Linked DNA regions of Homo sapiens: region 1 is linked to region 2. Evidence: read pairs that join two places in POLR2A ChIA-PET (ENCODE). Cell type or tissue: endothelial cell of umbilical vein. All regions are shown on one strand.

Region 1 (5,000 bases), 370 kb after region 2:
AAGTACTTCTCAATCTAGATATCAGATATTATCTGCATTTTGTTTTATTGTGGCTTAATTTTTTTACACTCAAACTGATTATTCTTCTTTTAGGATGGAAATGGAGTTGTGCGAGGTTACTACTTATCTGTGTTTCTGGAGCTCTCAGCTGGCTTGCCTGAAACTTCTAAGTAAGAAGTGTAATTAAATAACAACCTTAATGTGCATTTACATACCTTCCCCCTAGCAATTTTTGTTAATTTTTATTTTTGTTAATTACTGTATTGGTATGTCTGTTAAGATGTAGAATAATATGTTCTTGGCATCATAGGATGGTATTTTTCTAAAAACAAAATATTTTTAAGAAAACTTGTATTGCTTTGCGTTTTTAGAAATCTCTTTACTATCTGGCTTAGAAGAAGACTACTGGATTCTCATGTCTGCTTTTATATTCAATTTTTTTAAAATATCATTTTGATTGAAATACATGTATGAAATCTGTCTGCAGAGTTCTACAACCATCACCAACATCTAATTTTATAACATTCTATTTACTCCACAAGGAATCCCTGTACTCCTTAGCAGTCACTTCCCATTCCCCGTTTCCCTCAGTCCCTGAGAACCACAAATGTACTTTTTGACAAGGAGGAATATTTTTTAAAGTGGTTTTAGATAATTGTGGATCTTCTTTGATATTACATCCAAACTGAACAAGTGGTAGGTTGTTAAATGTTATTTACAATGTGGGATCTGGAATCATATTAATGATTTTTTTTTTTAACTCTGTTACATGAAATCTGTTAGTTTAGTATGGAATGTCTGCTTTCAGCTAACATGAAGCAAGAGGGATGAGATCTACCCATTTTCCTGCAACAACCAAAAAAAAAAAAAGACCTCATGAAACAACATTTTCTAGACACTGGACATGGTGGTAACAAATGAAAGTAGTCCCTGAGAGATGAGAAACACAAACTAACTCTACAATTTCTCCAGCTTACAGCCTTGAGAGAGTTTTCAGGCTGCAACACAGGGAGGAGCTGGGACTGAGGGAGAATCTGGCAGACTTAGTTGAGGGGATAGTGCTGAGAGTCTAGAAAGGACAATACAGCTAGAGCGCATTGGACAAAATACCAGAGAGGAGAAAGCTGCAGAGACTGAAGTCTAGAGATCCGTAATGGGTTCCCCTTGAGTATTCAGCAGAGTACTTATCAGGGCATATGTCTGAGGAAACTACCTGAGATTGGGGAAAGAACTCCTTGACAGGATTAGAGGGAATAGTGAGTGACTGGTGTTCACACGGGGCCAGGAACTGTGTCTATTGCAACCTGCCACGGTGGAGAAATTTATAATTCATGGGTCACTGATTGGGTATAACACTAAGGAAGTTTTTGTCTCGATAGCAGAAATTAGCCCTAGACTGAACACTGCTCTGGACCCACCTAACAAAAGTGAGACCTGAAAGGATCAAATTGTTTTCAAGTAACTTAACTGCATCCCAGAAGGAAGCTCAAGAAAATTTATAAGGTTGCTGAAGTATCTAACATCCAACAGAGTAAAATTTACAGTGTCTTGTGTTCAGTCAAAGGTTAATATGCCAGACTGGCTGGCCCATACCTGTAATCCCAGCACTTTGGGAGGCCAAGGCAGGAGGATTGCTTGAGACCAGGAATTTGAGACCAGCCTGGGCAATATGGTGAGACCCTGCATACGTCTCAGCTACTCAGGAGGCTGAGGCAGGAGGATTGCTTGAGCCCAGGAAGTCGAGGCTGCAATGAGCTGTGTCCGCACCACTGCACTCCAGCCTGAATGACAGAGTGAGACCCTGTCTCAATTTATTTATTTACTTAATGTATTTTGAGTCTCACTTTATCACCCAGCTTGGAGTACAGTGGCATGATCTCAGCTCACTGCAACCTCTGCCTCCCAGGTTCAAGCAATTCTCCTGCCTCAGCCTCCCAAAATAGCTGGGATTACAGGCATGCACCACCACGCCCAGCCAATTTTTGTATTTTTAGTAGAAACGGGGTTTCACCATATTGGCCAGGCTGGTCTTGAACTCGTATCCTCAGGTGATCCGCCCACCTCAGCCTCCCAAAATGCTGGGATTACAGGTGTGTGCCACTGTGCCCGGTCAAGAATTCTTTATATATTTTGGATACTAAACCTTTATCAGACATATGATTTGCAAATAGTTTCTCCCATTTGGTAGGTTTTCTTTTCATTTTCTTGATAATGTGCATTAATGCACAAAAGTTTATAGGCTATCTTCTTTGTCTTTTTGTAAACCTGAAAATTTTACAAGATTGGATATATAAATTAGAATATATTGGCTTTCCCAATGTATACTTCTTTTCTTTTTGAGACAGGGTCTTGCTGTGTCACTGAGGCTGGAGCACAGTGGCACAATTATGGCTCACTGCAGCCTCAACCTCCTGGGCCCAGGTGATCCTCCTGCCTCAGTCTCCCAAGTAGCTGGGACTACAGGAATGCACTACCGTACCCAGCTAATTTTTTTGTTTTTTGTTTTTATGGAGACGGGGTTTCGCCATGTTGCCCAGGCTGGTCTCAGACTCCTGGGCTCAGGCGATCTGCCCACCTCGGTCTCTTAAAGTGCTGGGATTACAGGTGTTAGCCACTGTGTCCAGCTTACTTATTTTCTTTTTCCTTTTTCTTTTCTTTTTAACTTTTATTTTAGGTTTGGTGTTACGTATGAAGGTTTGTTACATAGGTAAACTCATGTCATGGGGGTTCATTGTACAGATTATTTCATCACCCAGGAATTAAGCCCAGTACCCAATAGTTATCTTTTCTGCTCCTCTCCTTTTTCCCACCCTCTGCCCTCAAGCATACCCCAGTGTCTGTTGTTTCCTTCTTTGTGTTCATAAGTTCTCATCATTTAGCTCCCACAATATAAGTGAGAACACGTGGTATTTGGTTTTCTGTTCCTGTGTTAGTTTGCTGAGGATAATAGCCTCCAGCTCCATCCATCCATGTTGCACAAAAAACATAATCTCGTTCTTTTTTATGGCTGCATACTTATTTTCTATTAGGAAATTTTATAGCCTTTGATTTTCTGAATACACAATAATTTGCTTTCTTATCACTTGTACTGGCAAAATACAGTAGAGTATTTCAAAATTTATATTTTAAAATTGCAAGGTGATAAACCTCAAAGGATAATAGAAATAACAATATTTATGAGGAAACATATGTAGTGAATATATGGAAAAAATATTGCATTAGTAAAACAAAAGCAACTTTGAATTACTTGTTTATTCAAAATTTATTTATTTTTTGAGGTGTTGTTTTATACCTGATATATCGGTAAACATCTTTACGAGGAAAAAAGGACCTATTGCCATTCATGTTTTGGTGGTTCGTTCAAAATACTGCTGTTTTGGCTGGGCGCAGTGGCTCACACCCGTAATCCCAGCCCTTTGGGAGGTCAAGGAGGGTGGATCATCTGAGGTCAAGAGTTTGATACTAGCCTGTCCAACATTATGAAACCCTGTCTCTACTAAAAATACAAAAAATTAGCTGGGCATGGTGGTGTGCACTTGTAATCTCAGCTACTTGGGAGGCTGAGGCAGCAGAATCACTTGAACTGGGGGGCAGAGGTTGCAGTGAGCTGAGACCCCGCCACTGCCCTCTAGCCTGGGCTACAGAGTGAGACTCTATCTCAAAAAAGCAAACAAAAAAATACTGCTCTTTTTCTGGCCGGGTGTGGTGGCTCACGCCTGCAATCCCAGCACACTGGGAGGCCAAGGTGGGTGGATCACCTGAGGTCAGGAGTTCAAGACCAGCCTGGCCAACATGAACCCCCGTCTCCACTAAAAATACAAAATTAGCTAAGCATGGTACACGCCTGTAATCTCAGCTACTCTGTAGGCCGAGGCAGGAGAATCACTTGAACCTGGAGTCAGAGGATGCAGTGAGCTGAAATTGCACCATTGCACTCCAGCCTGGGCAACAAGAGTGAAACTCCATCTTAAATAAATAAAAAAACCCCAAAATACTGCTGTTTTTATAAATGATAAAAGAAATGTAACTGCGTATATCAATAAGGTTTCTTCTCAGGTAATTACTTAGTGACCTTAATGTTTAGATGAGTTTGTTTTTTATTCTTACTTTACTAACTGTATAGTAATGGTCTGTTTTTCAATTTTAGATATGAATATCGTGTAGAGATGGTTCACCAGTCCTGTAATGATCCTACAAAAAATATCATTCGAGAATTTGCATCTGACTTTGAAGTTGGAGAATGCTGGGGCTATAATAGATTTTTCCGTTTGGACTTACTCGCAAATGAAGGATACTTGAATCCACAAAATGATACAGTGATTTTAAGGTAACAGGAAAAATTTGATGTTGTGGTTTTTATTGTGGGGAAATAATATCATCAGAACTATATTTCAAAGATCATTTGGTTAACAAAGATGAATATTGAAATTCATACTAACTATAACCTTATCACCTTTTTTTTTTTTTTTTTTTTTTTTTTTTTTTGGAGACATAGTCTCGCTCTGTCGCCCTGGCGCGATCTCGGCTCACTACAAGCTCCGCCTCCCGGGTTCACGCCATTCTCCTGCCTCAGCCTCCCGAGTAGCTGGGACTACAGGCGCCCGCCACCACGCCTGGCTAATTTTTTACTATTTTTAGTAGAGACGGGGTTTCACTGTTTTAGCCAGGATGGTCTCGATCTCCTGACCTCGTGATCCGCCCGCCTCGGCCTCCCAAAGTGCTGGGATTACAGGCGTGAGCCACCGTGCCCGGCCCCTTATCACTTTCTTAACTGTTTTATTTAAGTGGATAATAATCAAAAATTTGTAGTCAAAAAGTCAAACTTTTTTTGACATCTAGTTAGCAATTCCATTAAAGATAAGCTGGGTGCAGTGGTGCGCCGGTGTTTCCATCTACTATGGAGGCTAAGATGGGAGGACGGCTTGGGCCCAGGAGTTTGAGACCAGCTTAGGAAACATTATGAGACCCCCCATCTTTTTAAAAAGAAAAAAAAAAGGGGG
Region 2 (5,000 bases):
GACTCGCCAGGTAGTAATGAGATGTCTCCATTTTCTGCAGGCTGAATGATTCCCTCAGAGCAGAAGTATAAGCATATTTATTGTTTTTCCTTCTATCATAAACAGTTATTAGTTGTGGCCCTTTCTCCCTTCCAAATAGGTGCCCAAATTTCTGGAAGTGGAAAGGGCCCAACTTTCCCATATCAGGGGGTGGGCCCCACTGGGCGTGAGCCAATCAGTGTCTTCTGTCCTGTGAGCTCCCGATTTATGCTGGTCTATAACCTGAGATGGCCTTCTCAGGATGGACCTCCAGGGATTGCTGGAACTTGGACTCTTGTCAGCCTGGTAAATGGTATGTCTTAGATCTGCTGCAGCCGTCGTGGAAAACTTGAAGCTGCCAGGAGAGAGGGGTTCCAACATGTGGTGGCTAAAGAATGAATCCAACTCAAAGGAAGCAGAGCCAAGAAATGGATCCATGCTGTTTGAATCTTGGATCAAATTGTGCCTGGATCTCCAGTGAGACAATAAATTCCTGTATTACTCAAGCCTATTTGAGATTGTTTTCTTTCACTTGAAACATTAAACTTTTAAATTGATACACCCTAGTTAAATTATAAACTGTGTGACAGCAGGGACTGTGTCTCTCTCTTTTTTTTCTTTCTTTTTTTTTTGTTTTGAAACAGAGTTTCACTACCGTCACCCAGGCTGGAGTGCAGTGGTGTGATCTTGGCTTACTGCAACCTCCGCCTCCTGGGTTCAAGTGATTCTTGTGCCTCGGCCTCCCAAGTAGCTGGGACCACAGGTGTCTGCCACCATGCCTGGCTAATTTTTTGTATTTTTGGTAGAGATGGGGTTTCACCATGTTGGCTAGGCTGGTCTCAAACTCCTGACCTCAAATGACCAACCAACTTGGCCTCCCAACATGCTGGGATTACAGGCGTGAGCCATTGCGCCCGGCCCAAGACTGTTTCTCTTGATCACTTATGTGTCCCCTGGCACGTGGTAAGGATTCAATAAATAACTTTTGAATGGATGCATTTTAGCTGCAAGGAACACCCATAAACTCTCTTTTACTCAGCTGACAGCTAAGGAATCTGGTGTTATATAAGAAAGTGATGATGTGGATCTATAAGTTGGACCTTACCCCAACACTGGGATTTTTCTAATCACAGGAAATCTTCCAGTAAATATGTTGGGGTCTTTGAGGAGGCCCCAAAATAGCAGTCTGCTCCCTTCTCTGTGAATTTTGAATTGAATCAGAAGATAGCAGCAAGCTAGATGAGGACCAAAAATAACCTTTTCTACTGATAAAGCTGATATTAGAGAACGTGGCTTATATCATCAGACAATCGAGCTTCCCGATACTCAACTTCAGAGTTAGGCAGACTTGGCGGCTCGATGACAGGCAGCTGAGCTGGAATGGGCCTACTCTTCCCACCCCACGGGAGCGAAGCTTGCTCCCAAGAAGAAAAGAGAGGATGATATAAGGCACAGTTCCTCCTTCCAAACTCACCAGTCATATTAAACCACTCCTCCTTCTCAGGGAAGAGGGGGCGGGTGGAGAGAAGCAAGGAGTGTTTGGACTCCTTTCAGAAGAAAGAAAACATCAGGAGTGGAAAGACCCAGTCTCCCTCACACACACACGTGTGATTTGGTCAGGTCATTGATTCTACTTTGTTTTCAATCAAAATGGGTGATATTTCCAAGTGGTGGGATACGTTTGCTGTCTAAAATATAGAATAGCTCACATAGAATAGCTCCATAGAATAACTCACACATCACAATATCAAGCTCCCCAAGGAGTTAGAGATCTTCATTTAAAATTATGCAAAATTCAAAAGAAGAAACAAGAATTCACGACGAAATTACACAATCAGGGGCACTAGGTGGCAATAAGCCTTTTGCTCTCTCACCATGCCCATCAAAGGCATTTCAAGAGCACTGAAAGCTCACACTCTTCCCACGCCGACTGTCAGTTTCTTTCTGGATGATCTCAGAGCCACACAGAGCATTCTTAGTCACTGGGAGAACAGAACCAAAGCTTAACTCCTTGGTGGCACCAGGGGAAATGGCACTTCAAGTTGGATTCCAGGAAATCCAGGGAAACACTTGACATAGGAAGTCTGCGACCACATTCCCAGTTTCCCCAGTGTCAAGGCTGGGGCCATGAGCATTGTTCAAAATACTCAGGCCTGCATTGTGTCTGTCTGCCACATGCTTTTGGTTTTACTCACCAGGGCACTTTTTCCTGTTTCTGTTTTTTGGAATTTTTTGGTTTTGCTTTTTAAGGTAAACATGTACCATCTAGGCTTCAAGAAACTTCCTTGAATAAACATCGTTTGTCGATTTGAAGTTTGATACACAAACTACCAGCTGAATTGGACAATCATAACCCCCCAAATGAGCCAAAATACATTTAAAATTCAACATGGATTTTCCTAAAACTGGTATTGGCTGTTTAATGTGACTGAGCCCGGTGAGAAACAGGATGCCCTGAACTCAGCAGAGATCCCCTCTGTTCTTGCTGCCAAGATAAAGTTTTGCTCTAATCTTTTTTTTTTTTTTTTTGATACGGAGTCTTGCTCTGTTGCCCAGGCTGGAGTGCAGTGGCACGATCTCAGCTCACTGCAACATCCGCCTCCCGGGTTCATGCCATTCTCCTGCCTCAGCCTCCCGAGCAGCTGGGACTACAGGCGCCCACCACCACGCCCAGCTAATTTTTTGTATTTTTAGTAGAGACGGGGTTTCTCCATGTTAGCCAGGATGGTCTCGATCTCCTGACCTCGTGATCCACCCGCCTCAGCCTCCCAAAGTCCTGGGATTACAGGCGTGAGCCACCACGCCCAGCCTGCTCTAATCTTAAGTAGCTTGCTGGTGGACTATTTGCTGGAGGTCACTAAGTAGACTTTGCTGGCCAGTCTTGGGAGAGAACCCAGGCTGACAAAGGAAACCTCGAACACAGCAAGATTGAGACAATATGTTCCCATCCTCTCTTCTCAAATGTAAAGCTATTTTCTCATCTATTACCTGCCCCTATTTTTACCATGAGAAGCTCTCCAATGCCACTTTAGCTATCGATAATTGGCAGTGAGTTTTGCAATTAACAGCTGCCCAGAATCAATTCCAAGGATGCGCAACTGAAACCACTTTTAAAAAGGCAGAGTTGGGGATTACTCAGCTGCCTACCTGACCTCCAATCCTTTTTCTTACCCCATACAAACCATTTGCTGGAAGAATCTGAAACTTGAACCACGTACCTAAATGCCCAGTTCTGGGTATGGGGTAGATATTTGAGAAATACTTCGATTGATTGATGTGTGCCCGGGGGAAGGGTACGGGCAGATCCACAAGGAGTTGCTGTGTAATTCATAGTGAGGAGTGGCTCTCCTGCTGACTCAAGACTCCTTTCTTATTTCAGGCCAAAGACTCCAGGGACAGATTTGGGTTAGAAACCTGGCCTCAGGGAAAAGCAAATGAAGCCTGTTCATTCCCCAGAAGAGAAGCAATAGAGAACTGCTCACCGTGATGGGCGCACCTCAGCTTTGCTAATTTATCGTCCTCATGAACCGCACCAGCAAGGGGCCTTCTATGAGGCCGAACTTCCCACTCACCCGAGCCTGTTGGAGACATGACCCAAGGCTTTGGGGGCTTTCTCGCAGCTTCTGCTTAAATGGAGGCAAGGAGGGAGCCAGTCCTTTCACCATGACCTCTAAATGACTCCAGTGCTGAAGGCTGTGGGGCCTTCGATCACTCGAAAACTAGGAGACATATATTTTTAGACACATGCTGTCATCTGGGCAGCCTTAAGTAGATGTTTTCTCTGTCTTTCCTCAGATCTAGTGGGTTTGCAAGAAACCCTCCCAGGGCAGCAGCCTTAGAGGAAGTGCCTGCTAATGCAAGAAGGAGGGCAAGGGGGACAGCAAGCTGGAGCCTGGAGCTGCTCATGCGCTTGGAATCCTCGGCGGGCGCAGGCGGGGATTTACGGACCTGCCTTTTCCCTCATCATTCCGCAGGAAGCTTCTTTAAATGAGCCTCAGCCCAGCAGCTCTCATGGGGCCTGGTGTTTATAGTGGAGACTGAGATAAAAGAACCGTGGAGATGCCAGCCCTGGATATCGACCCCACGGTCCAGGAATCATCAACTGGGCCCGAGGGCAAATTGTGTTCTGTTTTCTCTGTGCGAAATGCCAGAATGCTCCTGCCTCGAAGAGGTTGACTCTGTTGTCAGCTGTGGGAAAAAACAGCCAGAGTTGCTATTTACACCCTGAACTGCAAGCTGGGTAAAAATAGCGCTAGCAGCTTGGTCCAGCTTCAAACCCCACTGCAGAGAGATTATTTTTGGAAGAGAAGATTTTCCTCCCCACCCACAGATCTGAAAATGGTCACCTCCCCGGAAGAAAGGGGGAGAGATGATCCCACGCAAAGGTGAAACCTACCCCCTTCCCACTTTCCCTGCCCAGGACAGCACATCAAGAGACAGACAAGAAATGCCCTCCCCTGACAGCAGGTCAGGCCCAGCACAGCCCTGCAGCTGACCTAGTTCAAGGTACAGTGAGAATTAATTAACTTTGACTAAGTGAGAGGAGGCAGCTTTCTGAACCTGGATGCTGCACCATCCTGTTGCTTGTTATGGCTAAAGGCAGAAAAAATAATTGATCAAAAGAGTACGCAAGACCCCAAAACAATAGCTCAGAGCCTGAGGGTCAGGAAATTACTCTCCAGCCCTCCCACTCCGGATAGGCCGTGATACGGCTGTACAATGATGAACAAATTCCCAAAAGCTTGGTCTGGTCCTGCTTCTGTGTTGAGAACCCCTGGCAGCTGGGGGCTGAAAATTCTTCCCTCAGCTACTTGCTAGAGCTCAGGACCCGGTGTCTGGAGTTCCAGAACCTCCTTCAGGTTCAGGAAGTGATCCACATGACAATCAGTGGAAGAAAAGTCATTCCTTAATAGCATGCCCTTTATTCTGTAAAAAGATATTTTATAGGTACATCTAAGTATGTGGATTATGCTATCTTAGAA

Evidence for each region. Peaks named below come from ENCODE experiments on the same cell type or tissue, not always from the same donor. Only the 100,000 strongest peaks of a DNase experiment are listed, where the experiment ranks them.
Region 1: POLR2A ChIA-PET joins it to region 2 with 5 read pairs; 2 of 35 experiments call an interaction of 5 or more read pairs at or near these places.

What each region holds. Positions count from the first base shown.
Region 1 is chr17:59,056,202-59,061,201 of GRCh38, reverse strand. TRIM37 (tripartite motif containing 37) reads left to right here. Exons shown (of 24, transcript NM_015294.6): 12 at 94-170; 13 at 4,148-4,327. It also overlaps the pseudogene RN7SL716P. Among named protein-coding and RNA genes, the nearest start is that of TRIM37, 48 kb to the left of the region's middle. In endothelial cell of umbilical vein, no CTCF peak of the experiment used is centred here; no DNase peak of the experiment used is centred here.
Region 2 is chr17:59,424,665-59,429,664 of GRCh38, reverse strand. No RefSeq gene overlaps it. Among named protein-coding and RNA genes, the nearest start is that of MIR4729, 61 kb to the right of the region's middle. RefSeq lists a silencer at 1,822-1,951. In endothelial cell of umbilical vein, no CTCF peak of the experiment used is centred here; DNase peaks (open chromatin) are centred at 1,644, 2,134 and 3,924; H3K27ac peaks cover 4,377 bases.